Regions from separate parts of the Homo sapiens genome. Here region 1 is linked to region 2. A link is an interaction called in ENCODE POLR2A ChIA-PET data of the cell type or tissue named here. Cell type or tissue: PC-9. All regions are shown on one strand. Links, peaks and the distances in the headings refer to the core of each region. The heading gives the core; the rest is flanking DNA. Region 1 has its middle 150 kb from the start of TNFSF18. Region 2 overlaps RC3H1 (ring finger and CCCH-type domains 1).

The links. ChIA-PET counts read pairs that join two places held together with the same protein. Peaks named below come from ENCODE experiments on the same cell type or tissue, not always from the same donor. Only the 100,000 strongest peaks of a DNase experiment are listed, where the experiment ranks them.
Region 1: POLR2A ChIA-PET joins it to region 2 with 22 read pairs; 2 of 35 experiments call an interaction of 5 or more read pairs at or near these places.

The regions. Positions count from the first base shown.
Region 1 is chr1:172,892,601-172,905,092 of GRCh38, forward strand. No RefSeq gene overlaps it. Among named protein-coding and RNA genes, the nearest start is that of TNFSF18, 150 kb to the right of the region's middle. In PC-9, for the core only: no CTCF peak of the experiment used is centred there; no DNase peak of the experiment used is centred there; H3K27ac peaks cover 1,062 bases.
Region 2 is chr1:173,953,132-173,965,623 of GRCh38, forward strand. RC3H1 (ring finger and CCCH-type domains 1) reads right to left here. Exons shown (of 20, transcript NM_172071.4): 10 at 11,708-11,989; 11 at 10,842-11,056; 12 at 8,594-8,964; 13 at 7,946-8,113. Among named protein-coding and RNA genes, the nearest start is that of SERPINC1, 42 kb to the left of the region's middle. In PC-9, for the core only: no CTCF peak of the experiment used is centred there; no DNase peak of the experiment used is centred there.

The sequences.
Region 1 (12,492 bases), core at 4,213-8,212, 1.1 Mb before region 2:
AAAGGTGAGGAAAGGCAGACATTGGCCCATTCCACCCCCACCTGCAGTGTGCTCCTCCTGTCCAGGATCTGCATTTCTTGGCCTGAAGGTTTCTAAGCCTTTGGGAGGATGCTTTACCTAGGTTTGTGTCAGGACAGAAGTCCCAGAATGTCTATTCACCCCCTAGAAGAGCCCTCAAACAATGACGGAAGAAATTTGGTGTATACATTCCTCCCTGGACACACAGTAAGATTCCTCTGTGGCAGCTCCCAGGCTGGTTCCTGGGGCTTTCCACAGGATTACTCTTTGGTCTGCTCCATTGTAGTAACCCTTGGTTGCTCCCCTTTCCTGTCTCACTTCTCCACTCCCCTGATGACTTTCCAAATAAACTATCAGTATGTGAATCTTTGTCTCAGTGTCTTCTTTTAGGGGATCCCATGCTAAGAAGGAATGGGTTCATAAATGATGGAACCAGGCTCTAGAAAATCAGGGAGGAATGAAAATAGAAGCATATATTGAGGGACTACTCCAGGGGAAGAGGAAGGATGTTTCACAGAGTTGGAAAGAGCAGTCTATTGATGGCCAAGCTAGCTGCCTTGCCTATGTCATCCTGCCCTCTCTGAGTTTTTCTTTTTTCATTCCAGGCCTAACCAACATAATCTCAGAATTCTCATTATCAGGTCTACTGGAAAATCCTGTATGGCAAGGCTGTTGGGCTGTCCTTTCCTTTCCAAGGCTGATGATATCTCTGGCTTTCTTGATAGCTGACTGAGGAGGAGGAAGCCACCAGTGCTAACATGCACTGTGATTCTGGGAAGAAGGGTATTCCCAAAGCACAGAGACACCAATAACTGTCATTTTCAGAATTACTGTGATGGTGCTGGTGGTGAAGGTAACCCAGAATAGTTGCCTGCATATTTAAAGGACAATGAGGTTTCTGGAACCATGGAGATGGGCCTGGGCAGGAATAGTCTTTTTCCTGAAACGACATGAGCTTTGCCAACAAAAACACAGAACTCTGGTAGCTTAGCCTTATTCTTGCACCAAGGAGAGTAAGGCTGGTCTTTGGCTCTTTGCCTGCTGGTGTTTGGCTCCTTGCCTGTTGATGTATCCTTATCCTAATTAGACCTTCTTTATGCTACAAGGCAGAATCCCAGAGAGGAGGCTGTGCATGAGGTGGGGTTGGGGCTGAGTGGGGGGAAGGTGTCTTTAGTAGACTCCTGTGAAAATATCTTTAAAAGTCTAGAGAACAAGGAGAGTAAAGCTGACTAACATTCAAAAGGACCTCCTAGCATTCCAAGTAAACAGAAACATCCAGATTTCAGTAAAGATTAAGACGAGACTTTCTGATAAGATTTGATACGTCGAGATCACCTTTGTGGCCAGATAACAATAAAACTCTTTTCCTGCAGTAAACTAACTACCTAGGCTACACAAATAATGTGAGAAATAGTTTCCAAAAATAAATAAAAATACTAAAATATAAATTAACATTTACAAAGAACTGCAACCAAATGACCATTAAACAAATACTTTCTGAAGAAAAGATGTAAAATGAATCAAAACATAAAAATTATAAAACAGTCTTATGATCTTATGATATACATAAATTACCTTTATGTTTAAAAAATCAGTAACTGGAAAGTTGTTATTTTCTGCCAATTTGTGATTTTAACCAATTTGTTTTGGTTTGTAAAGAAAGGGGTGGAAGAATACATAGCAAACGGATAATACTGTCCACTTCAGGGAAAGGATCAGCAAGGGACACAATGTTTTATTCGCTTGTATTGGTTTTCAGCCAATTTATGATTTTAACCAATTTGAGCAATTCAGTTGGATGGAGAAATTTTAGCTGTAAAATCAATACGAGAAAGTTGTTCATTTTCCCCAATGCTGATACAAGATCAAAAGACTTTCACATGCATGATTTCCAAAATGACTCAGTGAAATATAGAAATAAGACCTTAGAGCTGATGATTGACTGGTAGAAGGGGGTTTTCATTCTCTTATCTGGTGTAGCATGCCTTTGGATGTCCCTGTGTTTTAGGGCAGTATAAACAGTATTAATACATGATGACTTGGCTGTTGAACAAAAAGGGCCTGAGATATGGGCAATTGTGTGGTGAGAGGTATTCTTCAAAGACAAGCTCTTCAAGATGATTTCCTGCAGAGAATCCTATCAAGCCTGAATGAACAATGCAAGGGGTGACTGTCTTACAAGCTTCAGCGCAAAACATTTTGGTACCACAGTCTGTGGGTTGTTCACCTGCAGGACAGTAGCAAGGTAAGTCATAATAAAGCACTCTAGTGAAAAAAGAAGTGTCCACACAAGCTGAAGAGCAGATATGGGGTGTGTCAACAACACTGTCATATGATATGTGTTCCAAATTTCTTTGGTGGAAACACAGATGCAAAGATATTAACCGAAAGAGAGAGAAAAAGAGAGAGAGCGCGAGAGAGCGCGAAAGCCAGCTGAAACATTTTTATAGATCATTATGATATTAATTCCCCAGACTCAATACCACCAAAACTAGAAAAGGAAACCTGATCAAATTCTTTGCAAATTCTGAGTCATGAAAAACTTGTGAATAGTACTGTACATTTCAGATTACTAAATTAGAGCTCATCGGAGGATTTATATGACTGGTTACTGGTGAAAAGATCAGAGAATGTCCTTTCATCCATCAGTACTAACTGAAAAGGGAGTCGATTTTTTATAAGCAAAGGCAACAGGCTGAGCCATGTGTATTTCCTGAGGTGTTGCTTTGACATTTGAAAGTGAAACTCGACACTAGAAGCTTAGATGCGTCCGGTGAAAAACAATCTGTGAGCTGTGAAACTGCAAAACAATTCTGTGGATCATTCAGTAAAGTCATTTCTTCCTTTGGTTTCCTTTAACAATAGTACTATGATATTGACAAACTTGCTCTATTTGGGTGTTTTCTTTCTATTTTCTATTCTTTTGAGTGTTAATGAATTAAGGTGTCCATGAAATTAAACTTTTGGTGATAGAAATATAATTATTATAACTTTTATATTTACTAAAACTCTCTGCTTAATAAAATTTATGAAGGTAATGTATGTTTGGTGTAAGTCAAACAAATACAAGTGAATAAAATATTGTCTCCCTTGCTGATCCTTTCCCTGAAGTGGACAATATTATCAGTTTGCTATGTATCCTTCCACACTTATATTTATGTCTATAAAATGTATGTGGATTAATTTGCAAAAATGGCGAAGCATTCTTCTCATCCCTGTAGCATCTCCTTTTTGTAGTGCAGCTTTACTGCTCCTCCCACCAAGGAGTGGAGTCTATTTCTTCACCTTTTGAACTTGGGCTTGGCAGGGATGAATTCCTTTATATCACTGGGACATGACAAACAAAAATGATGACAAATGTGACATTGGGACAACAAATATGATGAAAACCACTTGCCTTGGGGCTTGTCATAATCACCATGGGAATTCTATTGTATCCATAGTTATGCATACAGCCCTCTAAATCATGAAACACAGTAATGTGTTTAAAAAGATTTCTGAAGTCATTGGTTTGAAGGAATAGATCTTGTAACAAGTGTTGTGGGATCTTGGGATATATATGCAATAAAATCTCTGAAATCTTTAGCTATTCACCTGTAAATATATGCTTTATTTTTAAGAGGACAAGAATTGTTATATGAGTCATGTAAGAATATATGATCCCTTTCCTTTAAAGGCTTTTGAATATAGCTGAAAAGATGAAGGTATTACAACACTCGCTTTTCATGTTTTTATACTCTATTCTCCATTTCAGCCAGTGCTCCATTCCCACAAATTTCCAAGTTTCCCATGCTTGCTTCGTCTTCTCATCTTGTAGGGACCATATAGGAGAGTGATGTGATAAATTAATTTACACTAACATGACAGGATTTTATTGGTTATTCTTTTGATGTGTATAATTGCCTTTTAAAAGAAACCTGGAGAGAGACTAACTAGAGCTTAATTGAAAGGCATGAAGTGATAATGATGGAATTTTAGGCCATAAATATCTGAATGTTGAAAGTTTACACCCAATTTCTTCCACCTGTCAGCCTGCCCTTAATACCTTCTTAGATAAAACAGTATTATTCCTTACTCCAGGATTAAATTATATGTAATTTGAGATACAATTTTTTTTATTTTATTAACAGAGGTGATACAAGAGTAGAAGAAATTGTAGTAACATATTTATAATCAGAACTAGGAATATTGACCACTAATGTAGTCAAAATAATTTTTTCATAACTGTCAGGAGAGGGAAAAACCAACATGTGCCTCAACACAAATACTATATACAAATAGTTTAGTATATTGAAGCACTAGAACCAATCAGATCATTTTTCAAGATGTATGCAAAAATTACAATAGCATCAGCTTATTAGTAACAACATTCACAAGACGGTTACTTCACTGCAACTCACCTTAAGCATGGTCAGCTATTATACATGTATAGATGCTTAGGGACCAGTAGTGTTATAGCTAGATAAGATGATTGATTAATTGATTGACCGATACATAGAGAGATAAATAGGACAGAGACTACAGTGAGCTTTATGTATATTCCACTTAAGCCATATAGTCCAATGACCATACATTGGACCTTGATATCACCCACCTGAAATCTCTCCTGAAATCTTTATTTTTCTTTTTTTAATTTTTGTGGGTATATAGTAGGTGTATATATTTATGCAGTATATGAGATATTTTGATATAGGTGTAGAATGCATATTAATCACATTAGGGTAAATGGGGTATCCATCAGCTGAAGCATTTCTCCTTTCTTTGTGTTACAAACAATCGAATTATACTCTTAGTTTTTTAAAAATGTACAATGAATTATTGTTGAATGTAGTCATCCTGCTTTCCTATTAAATACTAGATCTTGCTTATTCTATCTAATTATCTTTTTGTACCCATTAACCATCCCTACTTCCCCCACCCATGAAATCTTAAATTCAAGCATTCTGCTCTCTGATCATAGACTGTAGTCCTTCAATCCTGTCACTCTGTTACTTCTGCTATTCTCATATCTTATCAAAACTGCTAGTCTTTTTTTTTTTTTTTTTTTTAGTAGAAACAGGGTTTCACCATGTTGGCCAGGATGGTCTCGATCTCCTGACCTCATGATCTGCCCACCTTGGCCTCCCAAAGTGCTGGGATTACAGGTGTCAGCCACCATGCCTGCCCAAGACTGCTAGTCTTTTGATCCCTCCTGGTCACCAAGTATTTAGCCTCTTCCTGTCCTTCCTGTCTTTCTCTATTCAGCCTAAACTACATGATTCATTACTTGCCTATTGACCTTCCACCACGCCAGCCTGAAAAGATTCAAACTATTTAAAATATGTATTGTTTCGGTCCAACTCTTTTCTCTCTATACTTTGGGGCCATTATAGGGTCTTCAACCTTAACTTGGCCCTCATTGCTGCTCAACAGTCAAATATTTCATCAGTTCTAGCTCCCATTTCCAATAGCAGCTATTTCAGAGCTCATGCACTCTCCATAAGCCTCTTATCTGAAAGAATTCTCCCACAATCTCAACAAAGAACCTCTCTCACCTTTTACTTTACCAAAAAAGTAGTCTTCAGGTAGGAACTTCTTATCTTCATGAAACCCCACCTGCAATCTTACTGTATATATTTTTGCCTTCGTCCTTTGGAATCCAGTGAAAGACATATTCCTCTTTGTGTTTTCACCTGTGTTCTCCATTCTGTTCTATTCCTGCCTCTTCAGGAAACTTGTATCATCAAAAATTACACTTCCTTAGCCTTATCTTGGTTCCTATCATGGTTCTTGAAGTACCTCCAAGGAGCTCAGGTCTTCTAAAACATCTTTTAAAAATTATGGAATTTTGTAAATGAATGTTTGAATCTATTCTTGTAAAGCTAGGTTGGGTCCAAAAGAGGCCTAAGCCATGCATACAAACCCCTTATATCTCATTAGCTTTATTTATTTTATAGTCATAGGCTACATCATTAAACCCAGGTTTTTATGAATAAAATTGGAACCAAAGTAATAGAACTACAGGAGGCAGCCAGCTCAACATAAACCAATAGTAATCCAATTATGAAAAACCTCATGTTCTTTGTAGGTGGACAGAATATTTCAACTATTTATAAAATACTTTTGGAGTGCCTAAAATGATTTACGCTTTAAAGATATCATGATAAAGAGGGAAGATAATGTGTTTTATCTTCTATTCCTCTGGTGTAAGAAGTCTGTTTTTGTAATATGTTTTAATATTATGTCCAAGCACCAAAGTTTCAGTAAGTCTATATTTTTATCTCTTTGGTAACACCTACACTTAAATGTCTACATTTTCCACATTTTCTGTGGATTCTTTATTCACCTCTTTTATCAGTGACACCACTTCCTTTGAAACCCCCTCAAGTAGAAGCACTCATTCCATCACAGCTCCTTCTTTTGAGTCTGGGAGGTTGGGCCTGCACTCTTTGCCCACCCACACATTCTTTCTGACTACGCTCTTAGCTTGACAGCCTTTATCTTACTGACAGTCATGCCTTCTAACCTACCAGCCTTTTCTCATCAGCTTCACATAGCAGCGGTTTCGTACCCTATGAGATGTAATATATGATTATTAGCAATAGAATGTTCTCCATTTCCTCACCCTCTTTTTTGTCATTTTCCCAATCAAAATTTACTCCCCAGAACAGATGTAGAATCTAATTACTGGTCCACACTGGGTCCTCAACATTCTATCTTATTCTTTATCCTGATGGTTTATCTAGTGCCATCACAGTTACTTCATCTTTCTTCTACAATTATCCCTTCCTGTCCATTTCAGCAACACCCTTATTTTTATACCTGTCCTGGACTTGGTCAGTACCTGGAAAAGTGTGCCCTTTGGAGTCTTTAACTCTGAAATGTTCCTTTTGGCCACAACTTTTTATTCTTCTATATTTCTCTCTCCCTGGCACCCACTAAACCCTGTGCCTGAAATCATTTTGAATTCTAGCTTCTTTGATCTAGTTTATTAGGTTTATTTTCCCAGGTCCCTCACTGACTCCCCTTGCCTTAACTTTCAAATACACTATCTCCATATCCTGCAATTTTTCTCATCTCCTTATTACTCTGCCAAATGAAAGCATCCAGATTATAACTTAATATTCTGATTATTCTATTTTTGATTTGGGTTTCCTATAACCTTCTGTAAAAAAGTTCATGATGCTGATGATAAATTTAATTACAAATGTATTATCTCTAATTTCAGTCAACCTTTCTCAACCATTCCTTTATTCTTTCCATCAGTGTCTGTTTTTATTCCCCACCAAACTTTTCTGATTTTTTGTTTGTTTGTTTGTTTTTTGTTTTGTTTTGTTTTTGAGACGGAGTTTTGCTCTTGTTGCCCAGGCTGGAGTGCAATGAATGGTGCAATCTCAGCTCACCACAACCTCCACCTCCTAGGTTCAAGCGATTCTCCTGCCTCAGCCTCTCAAGTAACTGGGATTACAGGTATGTGCCACCACATGGCTAATTTTGTACATATATATATATATATATATATATATATATATATTTTTTTTTTTTTTTTTTTTTTTTTTTTTTTAAGTAGAGATGGCATTTCTCCATGTTGGTCAGGCTGGTCTCAAACTCCCAACCTCAGGTGATCCACCCACCTCGGCCTTCAGCAGATGACCCAGTTCTTATTTTATAGAGAAAGGAAATACTATCAAGTAAAACTGCTCTCATATCATACATATACTGTATCTTCACCCATTTTTTTTCTCCTCCCAAAGTGGAAAAAATATTTTTTTCTGAATTGCTAGGTTAATGCTTCTGCTTATGTTTTTGGACACATCTCCTCTTGAATCCTCAGGGATTTTGCCTTATTAATCAGTTTCATTCTTTGTTTCTCCATTTTTTTTTTTTTTGTCTTTTTCTGCCTGGGTTTCAAACACTTAGCCACAGGCATGTTTATGATTTCCCCTTTCTGAAAAACTCTGCACTGCCCAACTTCCTTCTCTTTACCACCCCGTTTAATAAAATAATGTCTTACCACCTCCACTCCTCTACCTTTTACGCATTATTGTCCACTAAATTTGACTTCTGCCCTTTATGTTCTGGCCTCCACAAAGGTCACCAGTGAAAAAAATCCTGTCTCCCAAATCTAATGACTTCTTTGCTGTTCTTATTTTTCTTACCATTTCTTTGAAACTTGCATGGTATTTAACAATATTGACCACTTCTTCTTTCTTGAAACTTGCTCCCCCTTCTACTTCAAGACAGAATCTATTCTCTTCTTATTCTCCTCCTATATCCTTTACCCATTCTTTCAATTGCTTCTACTTTTCTCTTAATTGTTGTTTATCAGCACTCCAACTTCTGTTGTCTTCTTGCTCTTCACTCTTTTTCTGAGTGTTTGTGCTAATTATCTCTTCATTTCTCATCTCTATGCCCTAAAAATCTGCCTTTTACCTTTATCCTGGAGTTCTTTTGAGCTATGCATCCATATTTCTAACCACTCCTAGACCTCTCTCCCTGTTGTCCTGCTCCTGCAGATAGACATACCCCAGTTCTAATGCAGAACTTATCTATTCTTCTCTGCTTCTCCCTACAACTCAACTCCCCAGTGAAACCAGAAAAGTCCTGGTTCTCTTATTGCATTCTCTTTCTCTATTACTATTCCCCCATTTCCTCCATCATCCAAGTTGGAAATCTTGGAATTACCTTGATGACTTCTCCTCCTTCAGTTGGGCAGGTCTGCTCAATTCTACCGCCAAAACATTTTTTCATTTGACATGGCTCTCTACTTCCCCTCTGATCCTCCTCATCAAGTCATCCCCCAGCTCTCTCACAGGCTTGTAGGTGGCATCTGTGAGTCCTGGCTGTCTTCACTCTAGAGCTCCCTCACTCCTACCCTCAAGTTATACTTCTCCACAGCACGACCCAAACAATGCTCAGTTACTGTGTGCTGGAGGAAAATTTTAACTGAATAGGAAGACTTACTTTCTTCCATTAATAAATAAGTTACTGATGTGCAGGTGGCACATGGTTTTATTGAAATTATAACTTTTCAAATATTTTTAGACTTCTAGAATTAATGGAGCATTCATTACTTTAATGTCCACAAGTGTAAAATAAAGGTACTTTAATATGAGTAAATTAAATTCTAAATTAAATTCTAAAATCATCTTCAATTCTGATTGATCATGATCATTTATCAGTCCTTTCTTCCATCAGAATTTTCCCAGTCACTTTTAAGAAAGGAAGGAAAAGCAAGAGAAACGTACCAACCGCAAACTAGATCAAGGATGAAGAGCTAACTCTTCTGAATTATCTGTCTTGAAAAGCTTGAAGATATCGCAACATTCTTACTTGTTCTTCCCTTCTTATTGTAGAGACTTGGAATTGTGTCCTTGGTTATAAAAACCTTGGAGAGTAAAGTGTAAATTAATTTAAAAATGAATTCTAGTCAATTTTGCTACTGATTAAATTCTAATTGAGACAAAGTGTTGAGCAAGTGGCTAAATAAGTAAGTCAAAGGACTTGGTGGTTTAAGTAGATGCTAATTATATAAGAATCATTCACTATTAGTGTCAATGATTAAGAGTTAACAGTGGTGCTTCTAAGTTTTGACTTTGATAGGTAGTCTGAATAATAAATCAAAGCACTAGAGTTATTGTAGTGGCGGCAAATTTTTCTAAAAGTATATTTTAGATGTCAAAAAACCCTGAATGTTTAACAACAAATTAATTAATTATGGAATCAATAAAATTCAATGTTTTTGACTTTGAATTTTCTATGGAATCAGGTTAACAGTCAGCACTCTATACTATTGCATCATCTTAGATCACAATAAAATTGAGGCAAAGAACATAGTGAAAGGTGAGTTTTATTTTGAATGAGGATATTTAACATCTAGACTTGGAACTGACTATATCAACTTGGTTATGTTCATTAATGCATGTATGTTGATGTATGGATCACTAATTTGAGATAAGTATATCTCAAATTAGTGAATGCGAAAGTGATATAAAATGATTTTTAAAATACAAATCAGTGTTTCCGTAATGCTCTGAGTTTTTGAACTGGTCCTGTAGAATGTTAACGTAGATAGTTAGCATCTTTTCTATATTTTATGTTCACTATTCTTCAACTTAGAAGGAAAATAATTGTGGACAGTTTATAAATTACTAGCAGTATGCTGAGCTCAAAAATTACGTTATTCAGTTTCTCTTCTATTAAAAGTAAATGTCATGATGCAGTACTGACCTTATAGAAGACTTGAAAATACTGTCCCTGTGGTAAACTTAAACAAACCTCTGTTGTTTCAGATAAGTTTCAGAATGTATCTTAGCTAGTTTTAAGATCCCATGACTAACACTGTTATGAATATATGTCTACCAGTGACATTGTTAGTCACTGAGTCTTTGGATGTGTAATGAAGAAATACATACAGCAGCTGAAGAATTTTTATGAAGCCAATTGTGGTAATACAAAGCTTTTTCATGGTTTAACATTTTGTATGTGCTTCTCCTAATTATTCAGCAGACTCGGCTACTGCAAATGCCAGGTCATTTTCTGACTGTGTAGCTTGGTTTTTATTAGATAATGGAGCAGAATAACATAGATTATATTTCATTACAAGCAAGATGGCAGCCAGCCACTCTAGAAAATGACTATATTATACAAGAAATTTTTATGTGATTCATTCTAGACAAAACTATCTAAAGATCCTTCCCACTTAAGTCTTCCAAGGTCATGTAGCAATGTCTGAGCTTTGGAAGTTAACACAAGTTCACTGGCTCAGAACCTAAATAAATCCAACCCAGACTCAAAAATGTTGGTTGGTGGAGTAATATTTGAAATGGAATTGAAACTTGATTTGCAGTTTTGTAATATGTAATATGTTGTACAAATATATGTAATACATATGTTTATAATATATCCTTCCTTAAGGGCCACTACCTTCTCGTCCAACTGTGACATTCAGCTGACACTAGCAAGTAGTTTCAGCAAGAGAATATACTATAAGTAATGTATGAAGAGAATGTATAAAAGTCTTAAAGACTAACTAGAATAATTATATCAGCCCATGAAAGCATTAGTGTTTCTAATTAAACTTCTGAAGATCTCATCATACATTCCTAGGAAGTGAGTGTTAAGGGCAGGTCAAAGTATACATACCCCTTATTAGAGAGGAATGCTTCTTCCATGGCCATTGATAAATAAACATTGTTTCCCTACATGGAGTTCTTCAATTTCACTGTTGTGGTTTTCATAAAAACCCTGGAGGATTATTATCTTCCTTTCCCAATCCTTTAAGTTTGAATACCTTCATCTCCAATCAGGGAAAATTTATTTATTAAAACTGAAATAGGGAGCAAGAAATCTAGTCACAACAAGTCTGTCTGTAGTAGAGAAAAATCTGCAGGGAAATTCACCATTAATTTTTAGGCTAGTCAAGTCATAACTCTAGTAACCCATGGGAATTCCATTACTGCTCTTTAGAAGTTTTTACCCAGCCTAAGCACATGTCTGCATTCAGAGTTGGTAGTCTTGGTTTTCTTCTTCTTAAATGTCACTCCAATTTTTTTTTCCTAAATGAGCCGGGGGTCATATCCTTTGTGTTACCTTAAAGCATATTTATTCCTTTTCTTTCTGAAATGTTGGCCAGATGACAAGTGAGACAATGAAGTGTCATTCAAACTTCCTGACCTGGAGTAGGTTTCTCCTTTTTCAGATCCTCAATGTGACCCACATTAAAAGTGAAGTTTATCCTATCCTTAGAGTTTCAGAGCTTAAAGGCTAGCCTATGAATTCAGGACAGTCCTGAGCCATTTTCTTCAGGAAAGCAAGTGCAGGTGGGGTGAATTTCTGTTCCCTCAAATGGAATCATTAATGGCAGTGTTTCTAGATAATGCCAAAATAGTTCAAGTTGAAATTAAATGATATGTGTACATAGTTATTTATCTGAATGGCCAATCTGCATATGCCTAATACCTGAATTACCCAAGATGTAAAACGAATTATTTACTGTGTGTTTCAGTGAAGTTTTGAACCAAATAATTTGAAATTCTTAAGGAGCCCCAAAATATATTCCTTTGGAGAGATTTTCCTGATAGTTGGAAAAAATTAGTTATCTGTCTTAGAAAATGTTTTCTTCCTGCCTTGAGGGCCTTGTTTATGCTGTTCCCTTGTAAAATGCTATCTTTCACCTCCATTGCCCAGTTAATCCTTCTGACACTTTAGGTTCAGTTTATACCTTCCTTCCTCAGGGATATCAGCCGATGATCCCTCAACCTGTGTCTGGCTTCTTGTTATATGCTGTCTTACATCCTTGCAAACATTAATCAAGGCACTTACCACAAGCACTACTTGCCTATTTTTTTTACATGCAATTCATTTTTAATGTGTTTTCTCCAATAAACTGTGAGCTCTAATTTGTTAACTGCAAACAGTTCCAAGTGCCAAGCAGAGTGCTTTGTGTATATAGCAGATATTCAATGCATATTTGTGATTAAAATAAATGAGCAA
Region 2 (12,492 bases), core at 4,311-8,310:
TCTTCTGTCTCTATTATTCATAACCTCTTCCCTTTTCTTTGTCCTACTACTATTTAAAAAATTTTTATCCTTTTTTATTTTTCTTCTACTTACTAACTTTAGATAGAACAGCCAACTTTTAAACCACATGACCTACCAATTACAGTGCTCCTTTTTTTTGAGATGGTGTCTCGCTCTGTCACCCAGGCTGAAGTGCAGTGGCATGATCTCTGCTCACGCAACCTCTGCCTCCCAGGTTCAAGCCATTCTCCTGACTCAGCCTCCCAGGTATCTGGGATTACAGGTGCATACCTCTACACCCAGCTAATTTTGTATTTTTAGTAGAGAAGGGGTTTCACCATGTTGGCCAGGCTGGTCTGGAACACCTGACCTCAGGTGATCCACCCACCTCAGCCTCCCAAAGTGCTGGGATTACTGGCGTGAGCTACCATGCCTGGCCAAGAGTGCTCCTTTTTTAAATCTCTGTAGTGTATTATATGTAGCTATTTAAATGAATGAGATAAATTTATATACTGACATACAAAGACGGCCAGGAGAATGGATTAGGTAAAAACAAAAACAAAGGCAAGACAGACATAAAACCAAGATGTATTTACTAAATGATCCTATTAAAAAATAATAATGAGGCTGGGCAAGGTGGCTCACGCCTGCAATCCCAGCACTTTGGGAGGTCGAGGCGGGCAGACCACCTGAGGTCGGGAGTTCAAGACCAGCCTGGCCAAGGTGGTGAAACCCTATCTCTACTAAAAATACAAAAATTAGCTGGGCGTGTTGGTGCATGACTGTAGTCCCAGCTACTCGAGAGGTTGAGGCAGGAAAATTGCTTGAACCTGGGAGGCGGAGGTTGCAGGGAGCCAAGTTCATGCCACTGCACTCCAGCCTGGGCAACAGAGTGAGACTCCATCTCAAATAATAATAATAATAATAATACAGAGATCCAACAATCCCACTACTGGGCATTCATTCAAAGGAAAAGAAATCAGTATATGAAGGGATATCTGCACTCTCATGTTTTATTCCCAATAGCCAAGATATGGAATCAACCTAGGTATCCAGCAACAGATGAATTGATAAAGAAAATGTGGTATATATACAATGAAATACTATTCAGACATAAAAAAATAAATCCTGTCATTTGCAGCAACATAGATGAGCCTAGAGGACATCACATTAAGTGAAATTGGTCAGGCACAGAAAGACAAATATTTCATGTTCTCACTCAATGTGGGAGCTAAAAAGTTGAGTCACAGAAGTAGAGAGTGGAACTGTGGTTATGAGAGACTAGAAAGGGAATGGGGGGAGGGAAGGGGAGAGAGCTTGGTTAACAGATACAAAATTATAGCTACACAGGAGGAATTACTTCTAGCATTCTATAGCACTGCAGGGTGAGTACAGTTAATAATTTACTATATATTTTCTAAAAACTAGAAGAGAGGATTGTTTTTCCTGATTTGAAAAAATTATGTTTTTTTGAAGAAAACTTTTAACATCATAAACTGATCTTTATATACAATTTTATCCATTATTTCTATAGACCAATTCCATCCAGGTTTATTTACTTATTTACAAATGACATAAAAAATTTGGACGGGGCATGGTGGGTGGATTGCTTGAGCCCACGAGTTTGAGACCACCAGCCTGGGCAACACAGCAAGACCCTGTCTCTTTTTTAAGAAAACAGAAACATTTAAAATTTTCTACTTAGGATCTTGAAAGTCAAAATAAAATGGAAAGTATCTAGGATAGATTGACAAAAGAAAGGAATATCAACAAAATGATTTTCGATTTGAGGAAGAAAGAAACCACAATCTTAGGCTGGGTGTGGTGGCTCACACCTATAATCCCAGCACTTTGGGAGGCTGAGGCGGGCAGATCACGAGGTCAGGAGATCGAGACCATCCTGGCTAACACGGTGAAACCCTGTTCCTACTAAAAATACAAAAAATTAGCCAAGCGTGGTGGCGGGCGCCTGTAATCCCAGCTACTCGGGAGGCTGAGGCGGGAGAATCGCTTGAACCTGGGAGGCGGAGGTTGCAGTGAGCCGAGATCACGCCATTGCACTCCAGCCCAGACGACAGTGTGAAACTCTGTCACAAAAAAAAAAAAAAAAAAAGAGAAACCACAATCTTCATACAACAACAACAACAACAACAACAACAACATCACGTTTGCAGTAAGAGATGTTGGCTTTTTTTTTTTTTTTTGAGAAGGAGTCTTGCTCTGTCACCTAGGTTGGAGTGCAGTGGCGCGATCTCGGCTCACTGCAAGCTCTGCCTCCCAGGTTCACGTCATTCTCTCACCTCAGCCTCCCGAGGAGCTGGGACCGCAGATGCCCACCACCACGCCCGGCTAGTTTTGTTTTCGTATTTTTCGTAGAGACAGGGTTTCACTGTTAGCCAGGATGGTCTTGATCTCCTGACCTCATGATCTGCCCACTGTAGCCTCCCAAAGTGCTGGGATTACAGGTGTGAGCCACCGCGCCCGGCCAATTTATAAAGGAATCTTGAGATAAACACTATGTCAACAATGTTGTAGATACAAAAAGCAAGGACAACAGTAGATCTACCCAGCATTTTTCCTTGAAATAAAATCTGAAAATCATAAGGAGATATTTATTTAGCCCACAGGAAGAATGTTATTCCTACAATGTTACATAATACAAAAATTTACAATTAAATGTAACACTGCTCTCTTCTTCAAAGAAAAGTTGGATGACTGGCCAGGCGCAGTGGCTCATGCCTATAATCGCAACACTTTGGGAGGCCGAGGTGGCTAGATCATCTGAGGTTAGGAGATCAAGACCAGCCTGGCCAACATGGTGAAACCCTGCCTCTACTAAAAATACAAAAATTAGCCTGGCATGGTGGTGCATGCCTGTAATCCCAGCTACTCAGGAGGCTGAAGCAGGAGAATCACTTGAACCTGGGAGGTGGAGGTTGCAGTGAGCCGAGATCGTGCCACTGCACTCTAGCCTGGGCAACAGAGCAAGAGTCTGTCTCAAAAAAAAAAAAAAAGAAAAAAAAAAGAAAAGAAAATTTGGATGACTGTTCTGAATGACTTAAATGCTACCTACCTACCAGTCAAAGGGTGACCTGAAACTCTCTGGAAGCATCCTGCATTTCTGTAACCTTGACCTTCCAGCAGTGAGTATCACATACACAATTGTCCAAGGAAGAGAGGATTTTGAATGTTCCCAAAATAAATAAAAGATAAATGTTTGAGATGATATGCTAATTACCCTGCTTTCATCATTGCATATTGTATATATGTATTGAAATATCACTTTGGGAGGCCAAGGCAGGCGGATCACCTGAGGTCGGGAGTTTGAGACCAGCCTGATCAACATGGAGAAACCCCATCTCTACTAAAAATACAAAATTAGCTGGGCGTGGTGGTGCATGCCTATAATCCCAGCTCCTCGGGTGGCTGAGGCAGAAGAATCACTTGAACCCAGGAGGCGGAGTTTGCGGTGAGCCGAGATCGCGCCATTGCACTCCAGCCCGGGCAACAAGAGTGAAACTCCACCTCAAAAAATTAAAAAAAAAAAAAAAAAAAGAAAGAAAGAAATATCACTCTGTATCCCATAAACTTGTACAATTATAATGTGTCTACTAAAAAGATGTTAGTTCATGCACAGAAAGAAGGTGAAATATATATAAGAAGTTTAAATACATAATAAATGGTTATAGAAAATGAGATTTTCGAGAAACTTCTCTTTCTATATCATGTATTTCTATAATGTATGAATTTAGTACAACTATACACAGGTTGTTTTATTTATTTATTTTTAAATTTTTGTTGAGAACGAGTCTTGTTCTGTCATCCAGGCTGGAGTGCAGTGGTGCGATCTCGGCTCACTGCAACCTCCGCCTGCTGGGTTCAAGCAATTCTCCTGCCTCAGTCTCCCGAGTAGCTGGGATTACAGGCGCCCACCATCATGCCCGGCTAATTTTTGTATTCAGGTTGTTTATAATCAGAACTGAGGTTTAAATATATGTCTTTGCATCTCAGTAACTAAAATGATTCTAGATAATGTTCCTTAATACTCAGACATTATTATAATTTTTATTAGGAGTAAAAATAACAATAATAAATATGAATTATTTACTGAATGCCTGCTACATACCAGATGCCTTATGTTTCATCTTCACCACACCACTATGAGGTAGGCTTTATTATGTTTGATTTATAAATGAAGAAACGTGCACCTCAGGATTCAGGGAGGCTAAGTAATTTTAAAAAGATCACACAGTGAAGGACACAACTGAACCTCAAAGTTTAGAATGTTTGATACCAAAAACTGCTCAGTTTTTACAATGTCATATTGTTTTCCATATTTCTTATAAAACAATATGGCATAACAAAGTTCCAGGGTGTACTCTAATAAAGAATTTTTGAAAAAATATCACACCTGTTTTCTTCCCCCCCTCTAATTTTTCTGAGACAGGGTCTTTGTTACCCAGGCTGGAGTGCAGTAGCACAATCATAGCTCACTATAGCACGGACCTCCCAGGTTCAAGCGATCCTCTCGATCTTCCCACCTCAGCCTCCCAAGTAGCTGGGACTGTAGGCGTGTCCCACCACACCTAGCTCATTTTTATTTTTAAATCTGTAGGGATGGGGTCTCACTATGTTGCTCAGACTGGTCTTGAACTCCTGGGCTCAAGCAATCTTCCCACCTCAGCCTCCCAAAGTGTGGGATTACAGGTGTGAGCTAATGCACACCTGGCTGTTTTTACTTTACAAATAAAACTACATTAATAGAAGATGTTGTGACTTTACTAATAACCTACATTTTTGTGGAAAACTCATCCAAAGTGTTTAGATGAGAAAACTAGATATTGTGAACAACTTCTATTTAGTAGACTTCCTTCATATACCCAACAAGATACTATTTACTATGTGTGATGTACTTCTCAATTTTCATTTATTATTCATGATTTGTCAGTTAGCAATGTTTAGAATCATAATTCTATACATAAAGGATGCAAGACAAGTTCCTTACATAGTATCAACTGTAATCCTGAGAAACCTTACTTGATTATTAAAAAAAAAAATACAAACTATAAGCTAAAGCAGTATGTACAATCAACAAAACAAATACGATTACTTTAAAGTTGGATTTTTTGGGCAGGGCACAGTAGCTCACGCCTGTAATCCCAGCACTTTGGAAGGCCAAGACGGGCAGATCATTTGAGGTCAGGAGTTTGAGACCAGCCTGGCCAACATGGTGAAACCCCATCTTTACTAAAAATACAAAAAAATTAGCTGGGTGTGGTGGCACATGCCTATAATACCAGTTACTGGGGGAGGCTGAGGCAGGAGAATCGCTTGAACCCAGAAGGCAGAGGTTGCAGTGAGCCGAGATCGCACCACTGCACTCCAGCCTGGGCGACAGAGCAAGACTCTGTCTCACAAAACAAAAAAAAAAAAGTTGGCTTTTTGAAAGACAAATAAAATTGATAAATCCCTAGCAGGACTGACAAAAAAAAATTACCAATATAGAAATAGAAAAACGAACATCACTGTAGACCATCTAGACATTAAGATAATAAGACAACACTTATTCACTATAACTACTAGCATTGTCATACAGAAATACAAAGAAGTTGACTCCCCAAATTATGGTTATTGCCCTGTGATACATTAACCAGTTTTTTTTTTGAGCAATCTTATTTGACTGTTTTTTTTTTCTGATTTTCACTATCTATATTTACCTGTTTTTTCCTATTCATTAAACCAACTTTTCTGGCTGGTTTCCTCATTACTGAGTTAAATAAATCTTTGATATTCTTTCTTATTTAAAATAAATCTGAAACTAGGATTAGAGAAAACCTTCATAAATATGATAAAGATTTTCTACCAAGAAGCCTACAGCAAACATGATAATGGTAAATTATTATTAAAAGCTCCATTTACTCAAAGATTAGAAAGGAGTCAAGAATATGTGTTATCATCACTTCTATTCAGTATTATGCTGGAGTCCAAAATAATAAGACAAAGACAAAACAAAAGGATTAAAAAGGGGAAAAAGATTATTCAGAGGACATAATTGTGTGCACAGAAAATTCAAAAGAATCTACTAACATTATTATGATTAATAAAGAAATTTAGCAAGCCTGCTGAATAGAAGGGTCAATACATAAAAATCTATTTAATTTCTCTATATTAATAATAGAAAATAAAAATTTCCAAACAATTCTATTTAAAATAGTTTCAAAAAACATTGGTTATCGAGGAATAAAATTCAATGTAAGACGCGCAAGACACTGAAGTATGAAGTATAAAGAAAATCCAAATAAATGAAGGGGTATATCATGTTCATAGAGACTTGATATTAGAAAGATGTCACTTCTCAGCCAGGCGCGGTGGCTCATGCCTGTAATCCCAGCACTTTGGGAGGCCAAGACGGGCAGATCACCTGAGGTCAAGAGATCAAGACCATCTTGGCCAACATGGTGAAACCCCGTCTCTACTAAAATACAAAAAATTAGCCGGGCATGGTGGCTCATGCCTGTAGTCCCAGCTACTTGGGAGGCTGAGATAGGAGAATCACTTGAACCCAGGAGGCGGTGGTTGCAGTGAGCTGAGATCGCACCACTGCACTCCAGCCTGGCGAAAGAGCAACACTCTGTCTCAGAAAAAAGAAAGCTGTCACTTCTCATCATATTGATCTAAGACAACACTGTCTAGGCCCGGCGTGGTGTCTCATGCCTGTAATCCCAACACTTTGGGAAGCTGAGGTGGGAGGATCACCTGAGGTTAGCAGTTTGAGACCAGCCTGGCCAACATGGTGAAACCGTGTCTCTACTAAAAATACAAAAATTATAGTCGGGCGTGGTGGTGCGTGCCTGTAATCTCAGTTACTCAGGAGGCTGGGGCAGGAGAATCATTTGAACCCAGGAGGTGGAGGTTGCAGTGAGTTGAGATTGCACCACTGTACTCTGGCCTGGGCAACAGAATGAGACTCCGACTCAAAAAAAAAAAAAAAAAAAAAAAGATACAAAAATTAGCTAGGAATGGTGGTGTGCACCTGCAGTCCCAGCTACTTGGGAGGCTGAGGCATGAGAATTGCTTGAACCTGGGAAGCAGAGGCTGCAGTGAACCAAAAATGCGCCATTGCACTCCAGCCTGGGTGACAGAGTGAGACTCTGTCTCAAAAAAATAAATAAATAAAAATAAAGCAACACTGTCTAATAGAAATATGTGATCCACATATAAAATTAAAACATTTTGGTGGCCACATTAACAACAAAAACAGGTGAAATTAATTTTAATAATTTTATTTAATCCAATGTATCAAAAATATTAATGAATTTTACATTTTTGGTATGAAATCCTTGAATTCAGTGTGTATTTGATGACTATAGTACATCTGAACTTAAACTGGCCACATATTACATGTTCAACAGCCACATGTGGCTAGTGGCTACCATACTGGACAGCACAGATTTACAGATCTGATGTAATCCTAATCAAAATTGAAGCAGATATTTTTGTGGAAATCAACGTGCTGATTCTTGAAAAATAACAATACTAGAAAATATAACCACCACATATTGAGACTTATTATAAAACTATACGAAGAGAATGTGGCATCGGTTCAAGGATAGAAATAGACTGACGGAAAAGAATAGGGTCAGGAAACACATGTGTGGTCACCTGATTATGATAAAGCAGGACACCAGGGAAAGCATGCTGATTTCATTAAATTGTGCCGAGTCAGTGCCTTACAGGAACAAAAAAAAAGATCTTGACTCCTAATGCATTACATTACATACATACAAAAATCAGTTCTAGATGGATTGTAGAGTTAAATGATAAAAAACCTTTCAGAGGAAAACAGGAAAAAAAATCTTCACACCATTGGGAATAGGCAAAGATGACTTAAACCGGACACACACAAAAAAACACGGATAAATGAGACTAAAAATGATTTGCTTACTTCTTCCGGATGAAAGGTAGGAGGCAAGGTTGGTGAAGGTGCAAAAGGAGGTGGAGAGATAACCTTTCTTTCCTCTAGCTGGGCCATTATTTCCTTTCGTCGGCGATGTAGTTCATCTAGACTAGGATGAGGCTGGGGAGGAGGAGGAAGCCGGCTATAAGGAGGTTCCTAAAAATAGAAAGATTAGTTAAAATTGAAAGAGAATTTCAGGACAGATTAATTCATTTAATATACTCAGCGTATATTTTAAGTTATGAAACAGCTTGTATACCCTTCTTAACATTTGGAAACACCAACACTTAACAGAACAAAGTAAAACAAAACCCCCCAAACTCTCAAGATCTTCCAAATAGCTAAATTTAGGTTTCTTTTATTTGGTCATAATTACCAAGTAGATCTAGAATTGTTAATTAAACCATCTAAAGTTCAGAAACTAAGAAAGGTTAATTGTGGGGAGGAGGCAGATTTTTTTCTCATTATATAGTTTAAAAAAAAAAAATACCCAAATTATGAAAAGATTTAAAAAAAAAAGAAGCTCTCTTATAAAAAAGAATTCATCAAAGGGTTATTGTCATTGCATAAAAAGTAAGGAATCACAGCAAGCAACAGTCAAATTAAGTCTATGTAATAAAAAAAAATACAGCATACTCTGAGGTACGAAGGTCTGATCTGAGTTGGATGAGGAGCCACTGGATAGTAACTCTCGATCTGTTGGTATCTTTCTCTGGATTCTGGTACATACGATGGTACTGCTGCAGGTGGAATCTCAATGGGTATAGGGCTTTCTCGGAATATCTCTTCTCTTGTGTAAGACGGAGCAGGGTACACTCGACGGCCATCATAGTGAGATGGGTATATAGGTGGGTACTGCTGTGGCTGTGTGCCATACTGAGAGTTTACAACACGTTCTTGGAGGTAGGGTGGATAATGATCCAAGTAGGGAGGAGCAGGTTCAGGAGCAGATGGTGGAGGTCGGACAAAGCGGGACACACATTGTGGTGGTGGAGTATAATACATACCTGCACAATACAAAAGAGGACCCAAAAGCAAATAATGAGCCAATTTAGTTTTCTATGTAAGATTTTACCTTTTAAAATACTGAAACACTAAAGTATTGATAATCTACTTATTTCTTTACGAGTTTTCCATCTGCTTATATAATCAGGTTAGCTTTTTAAAAAATAAGCAAAAATTATCTGTAAAAGTCATTGAAAAAACTACCCTACTTATAATCTATAATAGTAGATTGGCTCTCATTGTTTGACCCTCTTTCTGGTGTGTCTTAATGCAATGAAGACACTGGAAAACAAAAAAACTACATTTCCCAGATATCCTTGAAGTCAGGTTCCACAAATCAATCACTTGCATGAGTTTTGAATTTGAAACTGAAATAACTGGGAGGAGACATGGAACACAAAAGGCCAATTTTGCTGGCGCAGATTAGTAGCTACTGCTTGGCTCTACAGTTCTTGAGACAACAGTTGTGGCAATAGTTTCTCAGTTTTCCAACTTTTGCCTCAAATGACGTGATCTTGGAATTAAGCAGTTAGGACAGAAGTTTCTACTTCTACTGCTTCTTCATTGTAACAAGTTCTCTTGGCAGCTAACTCTGGAGCACTGTTTGCTTCTTTAGTACCTCCACCAATATGGCAGGCACCTAACTCCTGCACTAAATCTCTTTCTGCTTAATATAGCTAAAATAATTTACCTAAAATTGAAAACAGGCTACAAAAAGAGTTGCATTTTTTCCTATAATGGATGGTCAAAGGAAGATACAAATCACGTTTTATCATATTTTGCATGAATTAGTAATGCCATATCAATTAAAAAACATTCTCATGAATGAATGTAGAGAAGACAACATGATTCAAAATTAAATGACAGACTCGGAAAAAGAAGACAGCACTTTTAATCTATTCCCATTTTAAAAATTATAGTACTATACTGCTTCTGACAGAGAGATCCAACACTTAAAATCATTCAGTGTTTATTTTACATATAAACTATATATGTAAAACGTTAGTTTATTTTCTTTCCTTCATTCTCCATACCTGGTATTATCATTAAAGCTGGCTAATTTTCAAATTTGTCTATTTTTGAAATCCCTTCTTCTCCTTTCCCACCACACTAATTCGTCAGTACTCACACCAGGATTAACAGCCTCCTAACTCAACTCTCATTTTTCCAATCCATTCATAACTTTTTTTTTTCTATTCCAAATACCTCTAGGGCATTTCTTCCATTAAGTCTTTTTGATTCCTCAAGTTCTCAATGATCTCCCTTGAGTCTTTCAGTCAATCTCTATCAAGCTAATATTAACCACAACAGATCACTTAATTTTTAACACATACATAAACACCACACACATGCATCTACTACTCATGCATATAGTTTTCTATTCTTTACCATTATTTATTCTATTCTGTAAACTCTCTAAAGGTGTGTATGCTGCATTTTTTCATATATATTACAGGGCCCAGAAAAATAATAATTAAAAGAAGAAAAATGTACTGTGGGTGTTTAATTTACACACACTATAATATTAATTCTTTTTTCATGCTTGAAGAAAATTTTGGTCAGGAGAATATATGCTGCCTTACTCAGCAAATTTCCATTGCCTACTTGTGTAACTTGTTATTTCCATAAATATTATATATGAACACATGTATTATGCAACTGCTTTTAGTAGATATGGCGGTTTGATTTTTATTACTTTGTTTCATTTATTTCATAGTATTTAGTTAATCATAAAATCTCAATTTTTCCAAAGTATTAAAAAATGCATTTATACATTTACTTATCTTAAAGAGGCTACTGTGTAAATGATCACTCTGACCTGAAGAACAGTTCTGATAATTCCTAAGAAAAGTTAGCAATATAAATTTAAAATCGTTACCCTGCTGATAAGGTGCTGGTTCAAATGGCGGAGCTGCTCCTCGAGGATCCTGATAATAAACATCCGTCTGTTGTGCTGGATATAACTGAGAACCTCGAGGTACCATCTGAAGTGGTTTGGTAACAGGCATTGGAGGCAGATCTGCTGGCCCCCTTGGAGGTATAGAATGTGGATTCACAGGTAAGGCAGAAATACTCTTAGGAACAGATTCTAGCCTAAGGGAATAATATTATGGAAGTTGTTTAAAAAATACTTCTCATGTGCATAAATTGTTACAAGTAAAAAAGATTGCTACAATTTGGGAAACTCACTTATTCTAATAGTCCTCCCTTCTACAAAATTTGCAATTTTTAAATCTTATTTCCCCTATGTTAATTGTTTCTTTTCTTTTTTTTTTGAGACAGAGTCTCGCTCTGTTGCTCTGTCGCTCTGTCACCCAGGCTGGAGTGCAGTGGTGCAATCTCGGCTTACTGCAACCTCCGCCTCCTGGGTTCAAGCGATTCTCATGCTTCAGCCTCCCAAGTAGCTGGGATTACAGGCATGTGCCACCATGCCTGGCTAATTTTTGTATTTTTAGTAGAAATGGGTTTCATCATGTTGGCCAGGCTGGTCTCGAACTTCTGGCCTCAAGTGACCCGTCCACCTCAGCCTCCCAAAGTGCTGGGATTATAGGCATGTGCCACCATGCCTGGCTATGCTAATTGTTTCTTAAAAAACACTAGCATGGGAAATAAAAAAGCAACAAAATAAAGGCCAAAAAAAATAATCAGGGTTTTTTTTTTTTAAATCCCAAACATTAATTATTCTATCTTCCTTCGACTTTATGAAGAAGAAATTTTGAAATAAGAGTTAGAAAAATGACGTACAGGTCAGGAGGGGATCCAGGAGCACTACTGCTCAGATGATCTATTTTTCCTGGTTTCAGACTAGAATCATAGCTGGGGTCTGTCCCTCGCGGAATAAGCTGTGTTACTGTATTCCCTGTTGATACAATTCCATTTGGCAGAGCAGGAGGTTTTCTGCTAGGGAGATCCACTGCACCTTCATCTGGAAGGATAGCTGCTGAAGGCAGGCCCACCTCATTAAGTTGACCCAAAGAGGCACTCAAGGGTCTTCTCGGAACCAGGCGCTTATTCATTTTACGAAATCTATATAAAAAGCATAGGCACATATCAAAAAGCAAATATAAAAGCAAAACCAAGAACTAAAATGTACTTAATATTATTTTCTAGAAATATTCTCTCTTGAAACATTAACTCTATCAGTGTGTATATTTTGCATAAAATCTCTAGCAGCAAGACATATTAAGTATAAAATTCCTCATAAAAATGTGTAACATAGGCCGGGTGCTGTGGCTCATGCCTGTAATCCCAGCACTTTGGGAGGCCGAGGCAGGCGGATCACGAGGTTAAGATCGAGACCAGTCTGGCCAACATGGTGAAGCTCCGTCTCTAATAAAAATACAAAAATTAGCTGGGTGTGGTGGCGTGTGCCTGTGGTCCCAACTACTAGGGAGACTAAGGCAGGAGAATCACTTGAGCCTGGGAGACAGCGGTTGCAGTGAGCCGAGATCACACCACTGAACTCCAGCCTGGCGACAGAGCGAGATTCTGTCTCAAAAAAAAGAGTAACATTTGTCATATTATAAATT